2 separate regions of the Homo sapiens genome follow, and region 2 is linked to region 1. The links are chromatin loops, found by intact Hi-C in ENCODE. Cell type or tissue: gastrocnemius medialis. All regions are shown on one strand. Links, peaks and the distances in the headings refer to the core of each region. The heading gives the core; the rest is flanking DNA. Region 1 overlaps LOC105378566 (a long non-coding RNA gene). Region 2 overlaps JAKMIP3 (Janus kinase and microtubule interacting protein 3).

Region 1 (11,832 bases), core at 1,537-9,536:
GGCTGGGTACACTGGCACCTGTGGTCGGCTGGAGAACGGCCCCCCAAGGACGTCCACGTCCCAATCCCTAGGACCTGTGACAGCAGCCTCTGGAGCACAGGGACTGTGCTGATGTGATTGAGTGAAGGATCCTGAGACGGAGAGGATCCTGGGAGACGCGGTGGCCAGGGGGAGTCACAGAGTGGGCAGGAGGGCTGGAGAGGGAGGAGAGGTGACTCAAGCAGAGGCTGGCGGGCTGGCCACCGCGAGGAGGCAGGCGGCCTCACGGTGGGAGAGGCAAGGGCTGGCGACTCCCCTGGATCCTCCAGAGGGCACCAGCCCTGATTTCAGCCCTGTGAGGCTGCTTTGAGATTTCTGACCTGCAGAATCTTACGAGGACATTTGTGCTGTTTTAAGCCACTAAATTTTGGTCACTAGGTAGAGCAGCCACAGAGAATGAATATGCGTCCCCAGGGAAGTTGGAGAATGTGGGGGCTGGGGGCCAAGCAGCCACTTTAGGAGCCTTGGAGCAGTGGCCTCAGCAGAGGCCCCGGGCCCTCCTCAGGAAGGGGACGCAGCTGCAGGGCACCAGGTTGCCCCAGAGTGTCCCCGAAGGGCGTGGAGAAGCTCCTGCTCCCCTATGTGGGTGAGGACTGAACTCAGCCTGCCTGTGTGTGTCTGTGTCCATATGTGTCCCTGTTGGGGCGTGCGCCTCTGTGAGTGTATCTGTCTCCGTGTGTGTCTATCTCTGTGAGTGTGTCTCTGTGTGTCTACTGTGTGTGTCTCTGTTTGTGTGTGTGTCTGTATGTCTCTGTGTCTGTGTGTGTGTGTCTCTGTATATCTCTGTGTGTGTATCTCTGTGTGTCTGTCTCTGCGTCTCTGTCTCTGTGTGTCTCTGTGTGTCCATCTCTGTGTATATCCCTGTGCGTGTGTCTCTGTGTGTGTCTGTCTGTGTGTCTGTGTCTGTGTGTGTGTCTCTGTGTGTCTGTGTCTCTGTGTGTGTGTCTCTGTGTGTCTGTCTGTGTGTGTGTCTGTGTGTATGTCTCTGTGTCTCTGTCTCTGTGTGTGTCTCTGTGTGTCTCTGTCTCTGTCTGTGTGTGTGTCTGTGTGTATATCTCTGTGTGTGTCTGTCTCAGTGTGTATCTATCTCTGTGTGTCTGTGTCTGTGTGTGTGTGTCTGTGTGTGTCTGTCTCTGTTTGTGTGTCTCTGTGTATATCTCTGTCTGTGTCTATCTCTGTGTGTGTCTGTCTCTGTGTGTATCTGTCTCTGTGTGTCTGTGTCTGTGTGTGTGTCTGTCTCTGTATCTCTGTCTGTGTCTCTGTCGCTACGTGTGTCTGTCTCTGTGTGTCTCTGTGTATGTGTGTGAGTGTGTAGGCCCTGAAGAGGTCTTGTGGTCACCATGAGGGGCCCCCACCTGAGGGTGAAGAAGGGTGTTGGCAGAGGGCTGGGAGGGTAGATGTGGGTCTGAGAGACGCCAGTGTGGACGCCTGCTAACGGAGAGCCAGAGCCCTCCCCTGTGAGAGACCAACAGAGAGAAAGAGGGACGGGGACCCCAAACCAGTGTGTTTATACAGATTTGACAGAGCTCGGGCCTAATATGAACCCTGAACCCAGTTGTAGAATGGTGCCATGCTTGTTGCCTGATGTTTGCAGACTGAGAAAGACAAACCCCCTGGGTGTGTGTCTCACCAGCACACTAGCTTTGTTCAGTGGGGAGGCCACTTCAGCACCTGCTCCCTAAGGCCTCCCCCAGTGTCCTGGGCCCGGCAGTGAGCGCGGGAGTGATGCAGGGGCACAATGACCCCATGGACGGCTGCAGAAAGAATGGGAAAGACCTGCGTTTCACCCACCTCCATGCGTATGTGAGCCTTGAGGTACAATCATCCCACCGTCAGAGATTTACTCATGTGGCCTCAAACAAAGGAGAAGGCAGTGATGGCTTCTGAGCAGATGGTGCTTTTCCCAAGACGGAGTTGACAGGATCTTAGAGCATGTCTGGGATTTTAGTTACTCCAGGCAAGGGAACCCGCACGTGGATCTCAGAATTGTGAATATACTAGTGTAAATCTAGGGTAAAGGTTGTTGACATTTTTTAAACCAAGATGATACCCTAATTGTTTTTTAATTTTTCAAATAATTATTTTTATTTTGTTTTAGAGAAGGAGTCTTGCTCTGTCACCCTGGCTGAAGTGCAGTGGGATGATCATAGCTTACTGCAGCTTTGAACTCCTGGCCTCAAGTTATCATCCTCCCTCAGCCTCCCAAATAGCTCGGACTACAGGTGTACGCCACCATGTCCGGCTCCTAATTGCTTTTTAAAATTAATGGACTTTATTTTCTAGAGAAGCTTTAGGTTTACAGAAATTGAGCAGATGGTACAGAGAGTTTCCATATACCCCCTTCCTCCACACACAGATACAAATTCTGCTATTAGTCATGTTTTGTACTAGTGTAACTAGTAATTATTGACATTAACTACAATTGATGAACTGCTATTATTGATATCTTGTTATTAACTAAAGTTCATAGTGCACATAAGCGGCCACTCTTTGTGTTGTATAGTTTCATGAGTTTTCACAAATGCATCATGTCATGTATTCACCATTATAGTATCATATAAAACCGTTTCATGGCTGAGCATGGTGGTTCACACCTGTAATCCCAGCACTTTGGGAGGCTGAGGCAGGAGGATTGCTTGATCCCAGGAGTTTGAGACCAGCCTGGGCAGCATAAGAAAGGAAAACTTAGCTAGGCATGGTGGTATGCACCTGTAGTCTTAGCTACCCAGGAGGCTGAGGCGGGAGGATTGCTTGAGCCTCTTAGCTACCCAGGAGGCTGAGGTGGGAGGATTGCTTGAGCCTCTTAGCTACCCAGGAGGCTGAGGTGGGAGGATTGCTTGAGCCTGGGAGGTCAAAGCTGCAGTGAGCCATGACTGCATTACTGTGCTCCAGCCTGGATGACAGAATGAAACCCTGTCTCAAAAAAAAAAAATCATTTTACTGTCCTAAAAATAGCCTGTGCTCCACCCATTCGTCCCTCCCTGCCCCCAACAACCCCTGGCAACCATTGCTCTTTGTATTGTCTTTATAGTTTTGCCTGGAATGTCATGTAGTTGGCTTCATATAGCCTGTGGCCATTCCAGATTGGCTTCTTTTAATTAGTAATAGACGTTGAAGACTCCTCCAGGTCTTTTCACAGCTTGATGACTCATTGTTTCTATTGTTGAATAGTATCCCACTGTATGACGCACCACGGTTTTTTGATCCATTCACCTTTTGGAGGACACCTTCGTAATTTCGACTTTTGGCAATTGTAAGTGAAGTTGCTATAAACATTCATTTCAGGTTTTTGCATGGACATGTTTCCAACTCATCTGGAATAATTCCTAGGGGTGTGGGTGCTGGATCCTATGGTAAGAGTGTGTTTAGCATTGTAAGAAACTGACAAACTGTCTTTCAAATTGGCTGCACTATTTTACATCCCCACCAGCAATTAATGAGAGTTCCTGTTGCTCTTCATCCTTACTAACATTTGATATTGTCAAATTTAAAGTTTAGCCATTCTAATAGGCATGCAGTGGTATCTCATTGTTGTTTTATTTTATTTTATTTTTTTGAGACAGAGTATTGCTCTGTTTCCCAGGTTGGAGTGCAGTGGCATGATCTTGGCCCACTGCAACCTCCACCTCCGGGGTTCAAGTGATTCTCCTGCCTCAGCCTCCCAAGTAGCTGGGATTACAGGTGGGAGGCCACCACGCACAGCTAATTTTTGTATTTTTAGTGGAGATGGAGTTACACCATGTTGGCCAGGCTGATCTCGAACTCCTGGCCTCAAGTGATCCACCCGCCTTGGCTTCCCAAAGTGCTGGGATTACAGGTGTGAGCCACAGCACCCGGCCTGTTGTTTTGATTTTCAATTACTTAATTATGTATGATGCTGAGTATCTTTTCATATGTTTATTTGCCATGTGTATATCTTCATTTGTGAGGTTCAGATCTGTTGCCCATTTCAAAATTGGGTTGTTTGTGTTCTTACGGTTACATTTTAAGAGTTCTTTGTATATTTTGGATACAATCTTTTATAAGGTATGTGTTTTGCCAGTTCTTTTCCAGTATGTGGCTTATCTTTTCATTCTCTTAACAATGTCTTTCATGGAGCAGAAATATTTAATTTTAATGAAGTCCAACTTATCATATTTTTCTTTTATGGCTTATGCCTTTGGTGTTGTATCTAAAAACTCGTCTCCAAATCAAAAGTCACTAAAATATTCTTCTATGTAATCTTGGGGGAGTTTTATTGTTTTGCATTTCACATACAGGTCTATGATCTATTTTACACTTATTATAGCTGAAAGGCCAAGAAGCAGTCAGGTCTATGATCCATTTTATTTATTTATTTATTTTTGAGACAGAGTCTGGCCCTGTTGCCCAGGCTGGAGAGCAGTGGCATGATCTTGGCTCACTGCAACCTCTGCCACCCAGGCTCAAGCGATTCATGTGTCTCAGCCTCCCGAATAGCTGGGATTACAGGTGTGTGCCACCACACCCGGCTAATTTTTGTCTTGTTAGTAGAGATGGGTCTCACCATGTTGCCCAGGCTGGGCTTAAACTCCTGCCCTCAAGAGATCTGCCCACCTCGGCCTTCCAAAGTACTGGGATTACAGGCGTGAGCCATGACGCCCAGCCTAAGAGGTTTTGTTTTTGTTTTTTTTTTTGTTTTAGAAATAATTCACAGGTGGGGATAACTTCATTTCAAAAATAAAAATATCAGCTTTATGATATTCCAAAACATGGTTTTGTTCTCTAGATTATACAAATCAGGCAGCTCTAAGGCAGTTCTGAGCCTAAATATCAGCAGAAGGCACAGAACGGAAGGCATAGACTCTGTTCGAAGTGTCTGGTAATTTCCCTTCACTGGGAGCCTATTTGAATTCAAATTATGCACAATAAGTGTCAAGTCTTCCCCCATTTATCTGAGTAACTTAAAAATCCTGTGCAGTGAAACAAGATCTCTGTACATCAAAGTCCCCTTAACCATGTGAATCTTCTCACGTTCTCATGGGAGGAAGTGCCAAGTTGACTGATAAGATGACTTTCTGCTTGCTCCAGAAAGAAAGGCTCCTCCACTCCCAGAAGACGCAGCGTGGGCCTTTGTCTCTTCCCTTCTCCCGCCACCGGCTCGGATCCGCCTTCTCCCTGGGAAACCATCATGGCACTCAGCACTTTGCTGTCTGCCGAGTGGGTCACCTCCTGAGACGTGCCACTGACAGGGCAGTACACCATTAAGAGGGGTGACTCATTCTCAGGGGTCCGGTACTGAGTCTTCTGTCAATACATTCAAACAAAAGGCGTTATAAAACCAACTGAAAACAAGAAATTCTAGAATGTGCCCTTTCCAACTTGACCCACGCATGCTGGTTCAGGGAGCACTTCAAGTCCTCTGAGCTCTAAAAATAAGCCTCAGTGAGTGTCCATGAGCCTGGGGGTGTAAGACCAAGACCCTGGCTCCTTGGGATCACGGTGGATGGGAGTATAACTGGAGATGCATTGGCCCCAGGCGGCCCACCAGAAGCAGGGTGGACAGATAGCTGGGTGGAGCTGGGGCAGGGCCACCACCCTCCTGGCCAGGCTGGGGCTGGGCACTGGGAATCTAAGTCATGGTATTCCCAGCCCAGCTTTAATTCGAGGACCCCGCGTGCATTTCCAGCCTCTCCGGGTTTGTTTGCTCATCCTTGATAAGTCACAGTTCTTGCTCTGCTGACCTACCTGCCATAAAGAGTTATGAGGCCAAAAGAAAATAAATGAAAGCTCTCTGAACACTGGTGACGTGCTTCCTACCTGTGAAATGCTCTTACTGTGAATCTTTGCAGAGCTGGGAAATCATTTTCTGGGCCCAGCTCTTACTGTCGAAGTACAAACAACCTGAGAAACACTGCAGACCCGCAATCCTGCCAGCTGAGCCCAGGCCTGCAGATACACACCCTGCAGAGCGCAACCCTCCGGCCCTGGGCGCCTCCCAGCCAGGGCGCGGCTGCCCTCTGCTGCCTCCTGCTGGCCGAGTGTGAGCAGCCCCTCAGCGCAGACTTTCCTTCCAGTCTGGCAGGTTTAGCCCCAGCGGGAGGCGGCATCACCCCAGTTCCTACAAACGACCTCGGGAATGGAAAGCGCACCCGGGCCGAGGCCCGCGCTCCTGCCCGTGCTGACCATGTGGACACCCAGGGACTTGGGGCAGGGCGCGGAGGCTGCCTGGATGTGTGGCGCAGGCGCCTGCGTGGAAACACCAAGTCCAGAAACCCTGGCTCTGGCGTGGGCCGCAGCAGGTGTCTGTGTCCCCCCCAGCAGGTGTCCGTCCCTCCCCAGCAGGTGTCTGTCCCTCCTCAGCAGGTGTCTGTCCCTCCCCAGCAGGTGTCTGTGTCCCCCCAGCAGGTGTCCGTCCCTCCCCAGCAGGTGTCCGTCCCTCCCCAGCAGGTGTCCATCCCTCCCCAGCAGGTGTCTGTCCCTCCCCAGCAGGTGTCTGTCCCTCCCCAGCAGGTGTCTGTGTTCCCCCAGCAGGTGTCCGTCCCTCCCCAGCAGGTGTCTGTCCCTCTCCAGCAGGTGTCTGTCCCTCCCCAGCAGGTGTCTGTGTCCCCCCAGCAGGTGTCCGTCCCTCCCCAGCAGGTGTCTGTCCCTCCCCAGCAGGTGTCTGTCCCTCTCCAGCAGGTGTCTGTGTCCCCCCCAGCAGGTGTCCGTCCCTCCCTAGCAGGTGTCTGTCCCTCCCCAGCAGGTGTCTGTCCCTCTCCAGCAGGTGTCTGTCCCTCCCCAGCAGGTATCTGTGTCCCCCCAGCAGGTGTCCGTCCCTCCCCAGCAGGTGTCTGTCCCTCCCCAGCAGGTGTCTGTCCCTCTCCAGCAGGTGTCCGTGTCCCCCCAGCAGGTGTCCGTCCCTCCCCAGCAGGTGTCCGTCCCTCCCCAGCAGGTGTCCGTCCCTCTCCAGCAGGTGTCCGTCCCTCCCCAGGAGGTGTCCGTCCCTCTCCAGCAGGTGTCCGTCCCTCCCCAGCAGGTGTCTGTCCCTCCCCAGCAGGTGTCCGTGTCCCCCCAGCAGGTGTCCGTCCCTCCCCAGCAGGTGTCCGTCCCTCCCCAGCAGGTGTCTGTCCCTCTCCAGCAGGTGTCTGTCCCTCCCCAGCAGGTGTCTGTGTCCCCCCCAGCAGGTGTCCGTCCCTCCCCAGCAGGTGTCTGTCCCTCCCCAGCAGGTGTCTGTCCCTCTCCAGCAGGTGTCTGTGTCCCCCCCCCAGCAGGTGTCCGTCCCTCCCCAGCAGGTGTCTGTGTCCCCCCAGCAGGTGTCTGTCCCTCCCCAGCAGGTGTCTGTGCCCCCCCAGCAGGTGTCTGTCCCTCCCCAGCAGGTGTCTGTCCCTCCCCAGCAGGTGTCTGTGCCCCCCCAGCAGGTGTCTGTGCCTCCCTCCCAAGGCAGGTGTCTGTCCCTCTCCAGCAGGTGTCTGTGCCCCCCCAGCAGGTGTCTGTCCCTCCCCAGCAGGTGTCTGTGCCCCCCCAGCAGGTGTCTGTGACTCCCTCCCAAGGCAGGTGTCTGTGACCCCAGAGCAAGTGGCCAGTGCCTTTCCTGGCAGGCCTCACCAGGAATTCTTCTGTCCCTTTGAGCTTCTCCGTAGGAAGCCAGTGGCACTGCCTGACCTCTTTTCTGCCAGTACCACTGTTTCCTAAGGTGAGTGCCCTGGGGTGAGTTTTTCTGGGGTGAGATCTCCTAGCGTAGGTGCCTCTGGGGTGAGCATTCCTGGGATGAGTTCTCCTTGGGTCAACGCTTCTGAGGTGAATGCTCCTGGGGTGGGTGCCCCTGGTCCAGGAGCCCAGTGTTTGCCACACACTTCCTCACCCCTTGGAGAAGGCTCTGAAGAAGCTGGGCGTTCAGTAGGAGAGACATGGGTGAACCAGGGAAGGGACAGGGAACCCAGCAGGTACATCACAGCCGGGTGAGCATGGTCACACTACACACACCACAAAACAACATAGACACCCCACACAACACACAACACGCCACACACACCACAAAACCACACACACACCCCACACAACACACACACATGCCACACACACCACAAAACCACACACACACCCCACACAACACACACACATGCCACACACACCACAAAACCACACACACACCCCACACAACACACACACACGCCACACACACCACAAAACCACACACACACACCCCACACAACACACACACCCCCACACAACACACACACACGCCACACACACCACAAAACCACACACACACACCACACAACACACACACGCCACACACACCACAAAACCACACACACACCACACAACACACACCACAAAACCACACACACAACACACACACACACACGCCACACACACCACAAAACCACACACACACCACAAACACACACACACACGCCACATACACCACACGACCACACACATCACACACCACACACCACAAAGACCACACGCAAAACACAACCACACATACACCACAAAACCTCACACACAAAAACACAACCACATACACTCACCACACACACATCACCGCATACACCACACACACACCAAAGCACACACCACATGCACCACACACCACACACATACCACATACTACACACACGGCACACACACACACAAAACCACACACAAAACACAAACACACACATACCACATTCCCACCATACATCACACACACACCACACAAGCACACATCACATGCACCACACTCCACACACACCACACACACATTACATATGCCACACACACCCACATTTCACACGCCATGCACACCACAAAACCACACAGAAAACACAAACACACATACACCATAAAACCACACACACAAAACCCACCATACACACTACACATGCACCACACACACAGATGCACACCACACATCACATAGCACATACACACCCCACACATCACAGCCCTCCCACATACACACACCACACATACTGAAAACTATACACACACACACACTACACACACACGGCACACATCACACTCCCCACCACACACTGCACGTGTGCACACACACACACTCACATACACCACAACACTCAAAGGCGTGGGCTGGTGCCAATGTGCCAACCCCACAGGTGCCTGCCCCCTGGGATGAGTGTGCCCTGGAAGGAGGCGGTCAGGGAGATATGGGTGGGCACCCCTGCGACTCTGCACAGTGTTTGGGGCTGCCAGGGGCTGGCGGGGGAATGGGGAGCAGGATCCTGGCTGGGCCCTCCAGCCCCCCACTGACTTTTCAGGCCATCTTGGCCATTTCTAGCAGGGTCCATGTGGCGTGGCTACAGGTTTTGGGCCACTCACCATGCCGGGCATGGCCAACTCACTGCCCTCCAGCCTCAGGGAATGCTCCAAGAAGTGGTCTGCAGGGAGCCCTCGTTTTTCCTGTCATCAGACCAGACAGATGTAGCCCGTGTGGTACTTGGTGTGCATGGTGCTTGGTGAGTGTGGTATTTGGTGAGCATGGTACTTGGTGTGCATAGTACTTGGTGAGCCTGGTACTTGGCATGCATGGTACTTGGTGAGTGTGGTACTTGGTGAGCCTGGTACTTGGTGTGCATAGTACTTGGTGAATATGATACTTGGTGTGCATGGTATTTGGTGAGAGTGATACTTTGTGTGCATGGTACTTGGTGAGTGTGATACTTGGTGTGCCTGGTACTTGGTGAGTATGGTACTTGGTGTGCATGGCACTTGGTGAACATGGTACTTGGTGTGCATGGTATTTGGTGAGTGTGGTACTTGGTGAGCATGGTACTTGGTGAGTGTGGTACTTGGTGTGCATGGCACTTGGTGAGCATGGTACTTGGTAAGCGTGGTACTTGGTGTGCCTGGTACTTGGCATGCGTGGTACTTGGTGTGCAGCCACCTCGGGGAGTAGCCTTGCACCCACTCCACAGGGACAGGCCTCTCTTCTGCCAGCCTTGGACTGGGCTGGATGTGGAGGAAGTCTGCTGTATCTTACAGCAACGATTCTTCCCATTGAGGGGAGAGGCCATTTCTCTTACTGTCTCCTGTCTCCAAAGAAAAGGAGGAAGTTAGAACTGAAAAATAACAGACTGATCAGCGCCACTGGCCAGGCCTGAAGGTTAAAGATCAACCCTCACCCTAAATCACTTGTGCTATCTATAGATCACAGACAATGGCATGGAGAAATGCTCGCCTTGCTTACCCCCACCTAGTCACGTACCCCATGCTTGCTCAATCTATCATGACCCTGTCACGTGGACCCCTTAGAGTTATAAGCCCTTAAAAGGGCCAGGAACTCTTTCTTTGGAGCTCAGTTCTTGAGACGCAAGTCTGCCGATGCTCCTGGCTGAATAAAGCCACTTCCTTCTTTAACCCGGTGTCTGAGGGGTTTTGTCTACGGCTCGTCCTGCTACACCACGATGTCCAGTGTCGGGGGGGGCATTGATTTCTCTGTTCTCTGGTGGATGTGGAGCTGTGTGAGGGTGGAGACCCCTTCCTACCATGGTGGTCTCCAGTCCTAAGCCCAGGGCTCAAAGCATGGTGTGGAGGAGGTGATGTTTGATATGGGGCAAGTGTCCCTGGTCATTCAGTCTCAGGATGTTTCCCCCCACCCTGTAACCAGGAAGCTCCCCAGTGCTTTAGAAGGTGGCTGCAAAGTTGCCCAGGGCAGGGCCGGCCTCTGCTCCACCAGAGCAGGGCTCAAGGAGGGAGAAGAGGAGCCTGGACCCAGTGTGGCCTCCCAGGGGATGTGGGCAGCCTCAGGGAGCGAGTATGGGGTGGGGCTGCGCTTCCAGGGAAAGCTGATTGGCCAGAGGCCTCCTGGTCCTCACTCTCTGCTGCCTCAGAGGGGAGGGAGATGATGGCCTTCTCTTCTCCTGCGCAGCCTCTCCCTGTTACTAGTACCCCCCCGAGTGATAGAAGCCCCCTGCAAACTAGCTGGGCCACTCTTGGGCAGAACCCACGTCAGCCTGATCTGACCTCTTCCCAGGATTTCTGACGGGACCTGGTAGGGGAGGATTTGGGTCATGAGGCTGTTGAGACATAAAGCCCAGTGTTGCCTGGAGCTGTTTCCCGGCTCCAGGCAACGTTGAGGGTGGGGGGTCAGAGGGAAGCAGAGAGATGGGTCAGAGTGAGAAATGCCCTGAGCCCAGGCAGGGATGGAATCAGCTCAGCCAGTGGGGCCGGAGAGTGCCGGAGCCCCCAGGATCCTGAGAGGACAGCGATGGTGTTAGCGGTGGGGAGGACCTCGCGGGCCTGGAGTGGAGACCTTGGCTTCCAGGACTCTGCCTGTGTGGGGGAGGACTACACTTTGGTCATCTGTGTCTCAGCCTGGGATGCTCTGGGGCCTGCCCAGGCCACTCCCTCACCCCATGCCCATGCCTGAGGCCAGAAGGAGGGTCAGTGGACCCAGGCAGCCCCCACCCATCAGCACCTGGGTCAGCCCCTGGGCCCCACCCTGCCTGCCTCCAGGGCTTTGGCCACGTGGACCTATCCGAGGGTCCTGGCTGGGCCCCACCCACACCCCGGCCCTCCCTGCAGACCAGCCTCCGGGCTAGAGCTACCTGCATCCACCTCATTGTTTGTGACTTTTCCGATGAAAGTTTTCCACACGCAGGCACACCTCCTTCCCCTCCTCTTATCACGCTTCACTGTATTGCATTTTTCACACGCTGGCTGTTTCCGGCATCACCACACAGGACAAGTCCATAGGCACCATTGTTCCCAGAGCCTGTGGTCACTTCATTAGTGTTTTTTTGCAATGAATATTTCAAGATGAAGGTATGTACATTTTTTAGACATAATGCTATCACTATCACACTTTATTAGGCCGCAGTGTAGTGTAAACATACATTTGAC
Region 2 (11,832 bases), core at 2,599-10,598, 280 kb before region 1:
TGACACCCTTCAAACTCACGCTGGAGACTGCACACTCGGAGCAGACGCGGTGGGAGAGGATCCCGAGAGGATGACAGCCGCCTCGCTTCAGAGGAGCCCTGTGAGCTGGCGGCCTCGGCCCAAAGTCCCCGCTCCGTAACCTCCCCCAAGGGAGCCTGCAAAGGCATCGCTCTCCTCTCCTCACTTGACTGAACATGCTCAAGAAGGCATTGCTTCTGGTGCTCCAGCGGGGACAGGTTTCTGCTCACAGGTTTCCCCACCCCTGGGTTAGCTGCAGGGTTGGGTGACAGCCCTCCACGAGCATCTGGGGCTGACAGCTCTGCCTGGTGCAACGTGACGCTTGGGGCCAATTGACTCACACGTTTTCCTTTCTGATCTAGCATTCGAGGCTCACTCCCTGATCCCGGGAGGCTGACGGGACTGGCTGAGAAGTCTTCTGTGCGGAGCTGTACAGACGCCTTGTCCACAATGAGCCTGTGGCTTGTCAGCCCCCGAGCGGAGCGGCGCCCACCCACCTCTGTCCCCGCCATGCCGACAGGCCTGAGACACAGTCTGCACGTTGGCGGCCGGCTGCCCCTCCCTGATGACGGTGTGGCCTGTCTACCCTGACCGCCCCCATGGACACACGCTGGGAGCAGGAGAAGCTCCGAGTCACCTCCAGGTCCAGTACCCAGGAAATGGCTCCATCCAGGGATGCCGTCCATGGATGTCCAAGTCCCAGATGTCACCGAGGGCAGCTGTGGGGGGCCTTGCTCCCCAGGCCCCCATCTCCTGACCCGGCGTCCCCTCTGTGACCTGTTGTGGGAACCTGCTCGGGGCTTAGCATGGCCTGGATGGTCCACCTGCCCCTGCTGTGAGGCCTGGCCCGCAGGGGGTGGGAGTGAGGCAGCCGGGAAGCCTCCGCGGGGAGGTTCGTATGGCGGGGAGGTGCGTATGTCCACGCCGTGTGTGTTGTTGTGCTGTGGGGCGTTCCCTGTCCCCAGCCGCCCTCGGGGGACCCTGGAGGCTGTGGAGCTCCCGACCTCTGGCTGCGCTGTCCTTGCCGCACAGTTAGAGATGTTATGCTTGGAGCTCCAGCTCTTGCTGTGGGACCAGAAGTCTCTGGGGACTCGGCAGCCATGTCCTGAGGGATGGTGGGCCTGCGGCGCCCTCGTGTGCCAAGCAGCGGGCGTCCTTGGACAGGGCTGGGACTGCTGGTCTCCCGCTCCTTCTAGAATGAACCTCTGCAGCGAACCTTCTGGCCTGAGGCTGTGCCTGGGCGCCCTTGGTGGATGCAGGAGCCAGATGCTGCTGGGTACCCAGGTCCCGACCCCGCGAGGACGCCGCCTCGTCCACCACGCACCTGAAGAACGCGCCCCAGGGGACCTGCAAGACGGAGCCGCCGCCCCCTTCGCACCTCCTCCTCGCTGCGGACCCCTCCTGAGTCAAGGGTGAAGATGGAGCTGCCGCCCTCTCCTGAGTCCAGGGTGGTGGTCGCACCTCCTCCTCCCCCTCCCATTTTCTACGCAGGGAGCATCTCCCGGGAACAACAGTGCCCGTGGCCCACAGCCGCTGCCCACTGCAGGAGACACAGGTGGCTCTCAGACACGGTGTGGGTCGGAGGTGGGGGAGATGGAGCGCTCCCTGGGCGGCCCCCCATGGGGCTGCCACTGCCTCCCCAAGAACCGGCTCACCCTGCCCCAGGGCCCCGCTGAGTCCCACAGACACAACGGATCCACAAACCCTCCCATAGGGAACCCCGCTGGCGAGGAAAGCTCCACGGTGGAGCATGCCCAGAGTCCTGACCTCCCTCCCTCCCTGCTGGGAGCACCCAGAGTCGCCTCCCCAGAGCGGACACCTCAGGTGCCGGGGCCGAGTGTGGGGCGGCGTCCACGTTCAAGTGCACGGGAGCAGCGGAGGGAGGCGCACTCGGAGAGCGGCCTCATTGCACCTACGGGGTTTCTCCCTTTTCCCGCAAGCCTCCTCCTGCAAGTGGGAGGAGGACCAGCTCTGCCAGACGCCAGGTCCCCGTGGAGCACCATGTCTGCAGACCCTGCCCCAGCGACAGCTCACGCCACGCTCCACACCAGCCCCCAGGCCCTGTCCCGTCAGTGGCGGGAGAGGTGATCTTGACGGGTCAGCAGTGGACGGGGTGGCAGCGTCACGCATGTGCAGACGGGGACACAGAGGTGTGAAGAAGCTGGAGCTCACCTCGCAGGGAGGGTGCAAAGGCCCTCCCCGCGGACAGATGGCAGCCCTTACCTGTCAGCCTCTTGGTCCACGGCTCGTGCAGCGTCCCCACACAGGGCGGGAGGGGAAAGGCCGTCCCCGCGGTTCCCTTCTTGCGCCCGCCATCCCCACCTGGGCTGCTCCTTGTGTGCAAAGGCTTGGGGTGAGGCTTCGGTGCCCGCCGGGGTCCATGGCCTGCAGGGCTGGCCCGTGCAGGGGCTTCCAGGCTGGGTGGCTCTGGGTGCCCAGGGCCTCTGTGACTTCTGGAGATTCACTATGGAGGCAGCCTCTGGCATCCGTGTTCCAGCCAGCTCCGCCCCCTCGTCCCACCTCCTGTCACCACGCTCCCCACGCCTTCCTTGGCTCAGTCCCGCGGTGCTCCCAGCTGGCGGCTTGGGCGGGATCTTGGCCTTCCTGTCTCAGGTTGAGTAGGGAGGCAGAGGGTTGATGGCACCACGCGGCCCGCGGCGGCCACGGCTCTTGTCTGTCCCCACAGAGATGATGATGAACGAGGGTGGATGTGGGGTCTGTTGGCCAGCGGGTGCTCAGGACCCCAGCAACATATTGCAGCATCGGAGGGGCCCCTGAGGCGTCGGGGAGCCCTCCCAGGACCATCCCAGGGAGCCTCCAGGTTCCCCTGAATGAAGGTCACCGTCCAGCTTTCATCTTGTCATCAGGCCAAGCCTCTGTTGTTTCTGAAAATCTTCCTCCAGACACCAGTGGCAGCTACTGTGAGAACCAAGAGAGAGGAGGGGACCCGCGGCTGGTGCTTCTGCACAGAAGCAGTTCTCACCCCTGCTTGGCAGGGAATGCTACACATCCCTGGAAATGGGATGGGGGCTGCCGTCCGGGAGAAGGGACCCAGGGTCCAGCAGCCAAGGCCAGGCCCGTCCCGGAGAAGCCCCCGAGAAGTCGGCAGAGCCAGTTCTAGTTCTGGCACATCCCACGTGGACGGCAGCTCCACGCCCCACACACTGCCCCTTCTCACTCTTCCTCCACGGGACGGGCGTGCAGAGACCAAATCTCCCTGGGTCTTCAGGATGGAGACGCGACGTCCCATTTTGTCCCTGCTTTCTGGTCCCACTGGAGGAAAAGGGTCCGATTCAATGTGGGGCTGGAAGAAATGAAACGTAGAGTGCAGAGTCAGCGAGGCTCCGCTTGGCTGGAGTGAGGGGCGAGGGCCGAGGGGCGAGGGGCGAGGGCCGAGGGGTGAGGGGCGAGGGGCGAGGGCCGAGGGGTGAGGGCCGAGGGGTGAGGGGTGAGGACCGAAGGGCTGCGTGGAGAGGATGTCAGGGAGACTCCACTTGGCTGGAGTGAGGGGTAAGGGGTGAGGGATGAGGGGCTTCATGGAGAGGGAGAGCCCTGCTCCCAGGGGAAGCTCCTCTCGGGACCTGCTGAAGGGTGCAGACTCGAGGACCGAGGCGAACAATGATGTGACGTCCTACTTGCCCCTCCTCCAGTTTGGAAGGAGGCAGCCATCTATGCTGGCGGGTGCCATGGTAGCAGCAGCCATGACCTGTAGACTCCAGCTATCCTGGCCTAAGCTGCCCGGCCTGGCAGGGAGACCAAGCCCTCCTGGCTGAATCTCCAGCACCGCCCGAGCTTGTGCTCAGCACCACCCAGAAAAGAACAAGGACGAATCACAGAACCACCGTGTCTGCCCCCAGGGCCTGCTGCCGAGTGCCACCAAAGCAGAAAGACCCCCTAGAGAGGGTCCTGCATGTTTCTGCTACACTGGGGTGGTGGTGGGAACCCTGCTCTCCTTCCCGTTCAGGAAAGGTGAGCACCTTGCGGCCTCTACAGTGGAAGACTCCGGGTCCTGACCCCCAGGGAGGGACTTCCAGTGTTGAAGGACGCGGGTGGCTTTCTAACAACCCTTTTGGGGATGCTGGGTCATCGCCTTCCAGTTGATCGAATGGCAGGTGGGCAACTCCCTGGCAGGGCAGGGGCAGAGGAGTCTTCCGGGAAGCAGAGCGGGACCCCTGCTGGGCCCTGCCAACGAAATACTCACCACGTCAGGGTGCCAAGACGGACTATGACCAGAGAATGAAAGCTAAGGAGAAAAATAAGAACAAAAATAGAAACTGAAACGGAAAGGGGAGGATGGAGAAACGGAAGGAAAGAAAGAGAAAAAAGAGTTTGTAGTGCTTCTGGCAAGAAATACACGCGATTACAGACTGAAGACAGAGCTGTTGGCAGGGAGGAGAGGACGCTATTAAGGACTGTGCCGAGGGAGGGATGCTGCCCAAATCCCCGGGTCTGAGGGGTGGTGCCGCCACCCCTAGGAACGCACTGGGGACTCTGCACCGGGCAGATGCGGGTGGTGGGCGCTGGTCAGGGGCCCCACACCCAGCGTGTCCCCAGCACCACAAGGCCAGCCTCCCGGGGACTGGGTCTCCTCCTCCCTGAAGTGAAACCCATCGCTGAGACCTGCTGCAGGAATTTTTGGCAAGAGCACCAATGGGGTAATAATAATGGTGAACGTTGTATTGAAAGACATTCCAAGTGCCCAGCAAACAAAAGCAGGCCTGTGAGAATATTGTGGTCTCAGTCCCACCGTAAGCAGCAAAGTACAACCAGCACCCTGAGCAGACAAAGCGCACACAGTCTCACTCTGGGCTGGGGGTCGGGAGCCAGGCCCATCTGGACACGAGAGAAAATCGGGCAGTGGGGCATCGCTTGGGAATGAAGAGCTATTTAGCTAGATTTAAGAAATAACACCTGATCTATTTTTTTCTTTGGAGACAGGATCTCAGTCGGTCACCCAGTCTGGAGTGCAGTGACGTAATCATGGCTCACTGCAGCCTCAACCTCCCAGGCTCAGGTGATCCTCCCACCTCGGCCCCCTGAGTAACGGAGATTATAGGCACGTGCCACCATGTCCAGCTATGTTTTAAAATTTTTTTCTAGAGACAGGGTCTCACTATGTTGCCCAGGCTGGTCTTGAAATCCTGGGCTCAAGCGATCCTCCCATCTAGGCCTCCTAAAGTACTGGAATTACAGGCATGAGCCACCACGCCTAGCCCTCACATTTTTCTAGTATTTAATACAAACAAATATCCTTAGGTTAAGATGCAAAATGAAACAGACATTTGGTTTGGGGAGAGGCTTTGCCCTCTGAGGCTCCAGCCCCCAGAACACTGTGTCCCCTCCCGGCAAGGCCGGGTGCCCCTGCGTGCTAGTGGGTGCTTCCCCACGTGGCCTGGAGTCCACCGGGGCCTCAAAGGCTGTGCCTTGAGTAACTCGTTCCTCAGGATGATGATTCTCACAGGCGGCAGTGAGTGCCCAGTGGAAGGGCATGGGTGTCACCGCCTACGAGGGGCGGGGCAGGGCTAGGGTGGATGTGGGATGACACACGGCCCGTCTAAGGCGACTGCTGTCCAGAGGGACCCGGTCTCTCCTGGCAATTGCAGAGCATCTGTGGGCTCCTCCTCAGGCCGGGACCAGCACATGCCAACCACAGGGGCATCCCAATGCCAGCCTCCTGTTCTCTCCGGAAGGATGAGGCAGAAGGTGGGGCCACTGACCATTTCATTCAGCCCTCGGAGGGAGCCCGTCCCTTCAGTGAGCTCCACCGCATAGCAGATTTAGCAAAAAGTCTCACTCTGAGCTGGGGGTCGGGAGCCGGGCCCCCAGGACCAATCACAATGGAGTGAACACTGTCACCCCCAGACATGACTGAACCAGCCCCACGTGGGAGAACAAGCGCTGCCCTGAACGCCTGCAGGCAACCCCGGGAGAGACTCTGCTGTGCTCCCCTCATCCTGACTTGGGGAGCACCAAGTCTGTTATGTGCATGGACAGAGCAGCCCTGACCCCACACCTCACGGAGCTGGGACCCCGAGAAAGAGCCAGACAGCCCTCCCCAGCCCTGGTGTGTGGCCTCTGCCTAACTGCACGTCAACGGGTGCTTCTGATCCGGGAACTGGATTCTTAGACCAGTGCAAGGTGAACCTGCACGGATCAAAGGCTTCCACACAGCCCAGGCTTCAGTGATGGGAGGAACCCGAGGCCGTTGGCTCCAGATGGGGAAACTGAGGCCACAAGAGGAGTGGCTCCTCTGCGGTCGCATGGCTGGGCCCTGGCAGGGGCATTCCTAGACCCTGGGGCTCCTGTCTCCGGGTCCAGAGCCCTTGCAGCTACCACCCAGCTCAGCTCCGCCCAGCTCAGCTCCGCCCAGCCTTCAGGCCTCCAGGCGGCCGCTTCCCGCTGCTGTTGGGAGCGAAGTCTGCTGCCCCAACGGCCTGGAGCTGAGTGACTCAGGTCGGGGTGACACCGGGTTCCTCTCCCTTGATCTTAACAAGCAACCCCCAAAACTGCATTTGTTTTACCTTTTCCTCCAGTTCCTTTATTTGTCTCTTCTGAGCTTCTATTCTTTCTTCTAACTCTTTAATTCTCTGCAAGATTAAAAGGAAGAACATCTTCAATAGTCACAGTACTCGGGAAACCCAAATCCTTCAAGATTTTCATTCATTTCCTTGGTAACAGATCGTCGCAGAGCAGCTGGCATGGCCATGGCCCGTGGCTCCTGACGAGGACACAAGCCTTTGCTGCACTGCTCTGGCAGGAGAGTGGAGGGTCTTCGCCATGCCACACTCCCCGTGGTGGGAACAATATCCTTCCAATTCCTGCAACTTCAACTCAGAAAGCACAACGCCTGACAGCCAGGGAAATGGTAGGAATGGATTCCCGGTCCCCCAGATGCCACCGCAGCGGAGTAAGGGGCCGCCAGAGGGTCGCAGGAGAGCTGGGCACAGAGAGAGCCTCCCGGTGAGGGGGATGCTGGCGCCTGGGGTCCCCCAAGCATCCGAGCTCCAACCACAGCCCCTCTGAGGCAGCAAAGGGGTTGCAGGTCACTGTCCTCACCCTGAGCCCCTGGAGACCAAAGAGGCCCAGGAGGCTAATGAGGAGCCAGCAGAGCATGGCCAACATTAACCCACCGATGCCCACAGCCAGCTGGCACACAGCACACTTGTTTATGTGAATTTCAACTAAGCCTTCGCTAGTGGTGTTCTTAACAAGGAATACATCCATAAAGCCGCCTCCCAGCCAACCTGGCTCACGGAGAAGCTGGGCCGTGTCCTACACATCCAGGCCATCTAGTCAGCAGGGCTTCTCACCTCCCATTAGAGCAGAACTGACCCAACAGGCCTGAGGTCCCACAGTGCCCTGAGGCAAAGGCAGGCCTTGGGCTGCTGTCCCCAGAGAACATCCTTGCCATCAGGAAACAGTGTCACGGAAAAGACAGTACCCAGGGGTCCAAAAGAGGGGAACTGCCACCCAGAGGCCTCCGCAACACGCCCAGGACACTAGGCTGGTAGGGGAGGCAGTCTGGCCTGAGTGCCTGCCATTGACAGGCATGGCCACCAGGGGTGTGGCCATCAGAGGGTGTGGCCAGCAGGGGGCGTGGCCATTCTGGGGCATGATCATCAGAAGGTGTGGCCATCCAAGGCTCTGTGTGGAAGGCGTGACGGTTTGGGGGCATGGCCATCAGGGTGTAGCCATCAGAGTGTGTGTTATGAGGGGTGTGGCCACTGGAGGGTGGGGCCACAGAGGGGTAGTGGTTGGAGGTGTGGCCGTGGGAGGACCCCCCCTGGCTCTGTGCAGGTCCTGGCCAGGTCTTCACGCCAGCCCTGCCCCCGCCTGCCACACACCTGCTGAGCCAGCTGCAGCAGCTCCATGCGCTCCCGCAGGATCTGGGCGTCCCGCTCGCGCAGCTCACTCATGACCTGGCGCTTCCACTGCTCCACGGCCACCTTGAGCTTCTCGCGCTCCTCCTCTGACAGCAGCTCAGCCACCTTAGCCCCGGCCTCCTGCTGCAGGGCATCATACAGCATGGCTTCCAGCTCCAGGATGTGCTGGGGCGGAAGGGGAGACGCCTTAGTCCTTGCCTTCTCCCCAGAACAAACCTTTCAGGAAGGGCAACGGAGGCCGGGCCACCCTCCGCCTGGGAGCAGGGCCAAGAGGATATGCAACAGGGAGGGACCCAGTGCTGTGGCCTCTGCAGAAGGACCAGGGGCCCCACGGACCTCCCCAGTCTGTGAGAAGACCCTAGAAGCAGAGACGCTGACCAGGCCAGCAAGAGCCAGGACCCTGACCCCAGAGTGGGGGAGGACTGAGCTATGAAGTGGGGAAGCTGAGTGGGAGGTGGAGGGGCTGCAGGTGGCCTGTGGGGATACAGCAAGGTGGGAGGGAGCTGAGTGTGGGGTCACACGCTGCCTCCCCAAATCCAATTCACAGACCCATGGAACCCGATCCTGGTGCTATAACCAGCAGCCAAAATACATAATAACCCAGCAGCCAAAATACACACCTTTTCATGAATTCCTGGGGTTTGGCAGTTTGCTCTGTATATTTCAAAGCTTTTCTTAGGCAAATTTTATTGATACAATCTTTGTAAAAAACAAATTCTCACACTACAGAGGCTCTTTCTTCCCAACCAAATGTAACATCTTCAGAGATAGCAGAAATATTAGGAAATGGAAACAAATGCTTTTGGGCCTCAGTTACACTTTATTGTTCTTGGCGGCCACAAAATAAACTGTCCCCAGCTGTCACAACCAGCTCGCACATCAACCTCCACTTCTTACAGTCACAACCAGCTCACATGTCAACCTCCACTTCTTAGAGCAAAAGAGCTTGGTGCCTTTAAGATGAGCTCCAGCTTCTAAAAATAAACCTGGTCAAGTGCTGGCTTGGAATTAACCTCATGGTGGCTTCACGTGCACCTGGTGGTGGGAGGTGCTCATCAGGACCTCCGTGGTGACACGAACTGTGGGCTGCCTGGATGAGCCTCCCTGCCTTCGGCAGCCACACAGACCACGGTCTCCCACACCCATGTCCAGAGAGGCAAAGTCGGCACTAGCCCCTGCCATAAAGAGCCACCACTGCCCCAGGAGGAACCAGTCATTCCCCTCCTTGCCCCAGTGTCTCCCAGAAGCAGAGCAGGAAGTGCAGAAAAAAACCTCGGTGCTCACAGGCCTGTGGGTCACCTGAGGGCACCCGAGCGACCGAGAGCCACACCATGAACGACATAGGAGAGAACCGGGCGAGTGTGCAGGGAAAGGGAAGGAAATCAACAGTGAACTCAGAAAACTCGGAGCATCCCAAACAAGGGGGCCTTCCTGTTGGAAGTGGAGAGAGAGGCCCACACATCAAACAGGAAGTGGCCCCCCCAATATCACACAGGAAGAGGCCCCCCCAGCATCACCCAAGAAAAGACCCCCTAGCTTCACCCAAGAAGAGGCCCCCCCCAGCATCACACAGGGAGAGACACCCCCCAGCATCACACAGGGAGAGACACCCCCCAGCATCACACAGGGAGAGATACCCCCCAGCATCACACAGGGAGAGATACCCCCCAGCATCACACAGGGAGAGATACCCCCCAGCATCACACAGGGAGAGATACCCCCCAGCATCACACAGGGAGAGACACCCCCCAGCATCACACAGGGAGAGACACCCCCCAGCATCACACAGGGAGAGATACCCCCCAGCATCACACAGGGAGAGACCCCCCCCAGCATCACACAGGGAGAGGCCCCCCAGCATCACACAGGAAGAGACCCCCCCAGCATCACACAGGAAGAGGCCACCGCCTGCATCACACAGGAAGAGGCTCCCCAGCATCACACAGGGAGAGGCCCCCCCCAGTAAGACACAGGAATAGACCCCCCCCAGCATCACACAGGAAGAGGCCCCCCCAGCATCACACAGGGAGACCGCCCCCCCAACATCACACAGGGAGAGACCACCCCAGCATCACACAGGGAGAGACCACCCCAGCATCACACAGGGAGAGGCCCCCCCAGCATCACACAGGGAGAGGCCCCCCCAGCATCACACAGGGAGAGGTCCCCCAGCATCACACAGGAAGAGACCCCCCAGCATCACACAGGAAGAGGCTCCCCAGCATCACACAGGGAGAGGCCCCCTCAATAAGACACAGGAATAGACCCCCCCCAGCATCACACAGGAAGAGGCCCCCCCAGCATCACACAGAAAGACACGCCCCCAGCATCACACAGGAAGAGGCCCCCCCAGCATCACACAGTGAGAGGCCCCCCCCAGCATCACACAGGGAGAGGCCCACCCAGCATCACACAGGGAGAGGCCCACCCAGCATCACACAGGAAGAGACCCCCTAGCATCACACAGGAAGAGGCCACCGCCTGCATCACACAGGGAGAGGCCCCCCCCAGTAAGACATAGAAGTAGACCCCCACCAGCATCACACAGGAAGAGGCCCCCCCCAGCATCACACAGGGAGACCCCCCCCCCAGCATCACACAGGAAGAGACCCCCCAGCATCACACAGGAAGAGACCCCCCCAGCATCACACAGGGAGAGGCCCCCCCAGCATCACACAGGGAGAGGCCCCCCCCAGTAAGACATAGAAGTAGACCCCCACCAGCATCACACAGGAAGAGGCCCCCCCCAGCATCACACAGGGAGACCCCCCCCCCAGCATCACACAGGAAGAGACCCCCCAGCATCACACAGGAAGAGACCCCCCCAGCATCACACAGGGAGAGGCCCCCCCAGCATCACACAGGGAGAGGCCCCCCCAGCATCACACAGGGAGAGGTCCCCCAGCATCACACAGGAAGAGACCCCCCCAGCATCACACAGGAAGAGGCTCCCCAGCATCACACAGGGAGAGGCCCCCTCAATAAGACACAGGAATAGACCCCCCCCAGCATCACACAGGAAGAGGCTCCCCAGCATCACACAGGGAGAGGCCCCCTCAATAAGACACAGGAATAGACCCCCCCCAGCATCACACAGGAAGAGGCCCCCCCAGCATCACACAGTGAGAGGCCCCCCCCAGCATCACACAGGGAGAGGCCCACCCAGCATCACACAGGGAGAGGCCCACCCAGCATCACACAGGAAGAGACCCCCTAGCATCACACAGGAAGAGACCCCCCCCAGCATCACACAGGAAGAGGCCACCGCCTGCATCACACAGGAAGAGACCCCCCCAGCATCACACAGGAAGAGGCCACCGCCTGCATCACACAGGAAGAGGCTCCCCAGCATCACACAGGGAGAGGCCCCCCCCAGTAAGACATAGAAGTAGACCCCCACCAGCATCACACAGGAAGAGGCCCCCCCAGCATCACACAGGGAGACCCCCCCCCAGCATCACACAGGAAGAGACCCCCCAGCATCACACAGGAAGAGACCCCCCCAGCATCACACAGGGAGAGGCCCCCCAGCATCACACAGGGAGAGGCCCCCCAGCATCACACAGCGAGAGGCCCCCCAGCATCACACAGGAAGAGACCCCCCAGTATCACACAGGAAGAGGCCCCCCCAGTATCACACAGGAAGACATGCCCCCAGCATCACACAGGGAGAGGCCCCCTGAGCATCACATAGGGAGAGGACCCCCCAGCATCACACAGGGAGAGGCCCCCCAGCATCACAAAGGAAGAGGACCCCCAGCATCACATAGGAAGACATGCCCCCAGCATCACACAGGGAGACACGCCCCCCCAGCATCACACAGGGAGAGACCCTCCCAGCATCACACAGGAAGACACACCCCCAGCATCACACAGGGAGAGCCTCCTCCAGCATTACACAGGAAGAGAGCCCCCCCACCCAGCATCACGC

Evidence for each region. Peaks named below come from ENCODE experiments on the same cell type or tissue, not always from the same donor. Only the 100,000 strongest peaks of a DNase experiment are listed, where the experiment ranks them.
Region 2: it touches region 1 in a loop (7-fold over the local background); 2 of 110 quality-filtered maps call a loop at or near these places.

What each region holds. Positions count from the first base shown.
Region 1 is chr10:131,879,729-131,891,560 of GRCh38, reverse strand. It overlaps LOC105378566 (a long non-coding RNA gene), which reads right to left. Exons shown (of 3, transcript XR_946488.1): 3 at 11,778-11,832. Among named protein-coding and RNA genes, the nearest start is that of PPP2R2D, 15 kb to the left of the region's middle. In gastrocnemius medialis, for the core only: a CTCF peak has its summit at 6,036 (motif pointing left); a DNase peak (open chromatin) is centred at 6,030.
Region 2 is chr10:132,159,443-132,171,274 of GRCh38, reverse strand. It overlaps JAKMIP3 (Janus kinase and microtubule interacting protein 3), which reads right to left. Exons shown (of 24, transcript NM_001323087.2): 20 at 7,863-8,066; 21 at 6,540-6,605; 22 at 4,220-4,292; 23 at 2,242-3,322. The coding sequence ends at 4,242. Among named protein-coding and RNA genes, the nearest start is that of JAKMIP3-AS1, 21 kb to the left of the region's middle. RefSeq lists an enhancer at 7,073-7,772. In gastrocnemius medialis, for the core only: a CTCF peak has its summit at 7,562 (motif pointing right); a DNase peak (open chromatin) is centred at 8,894.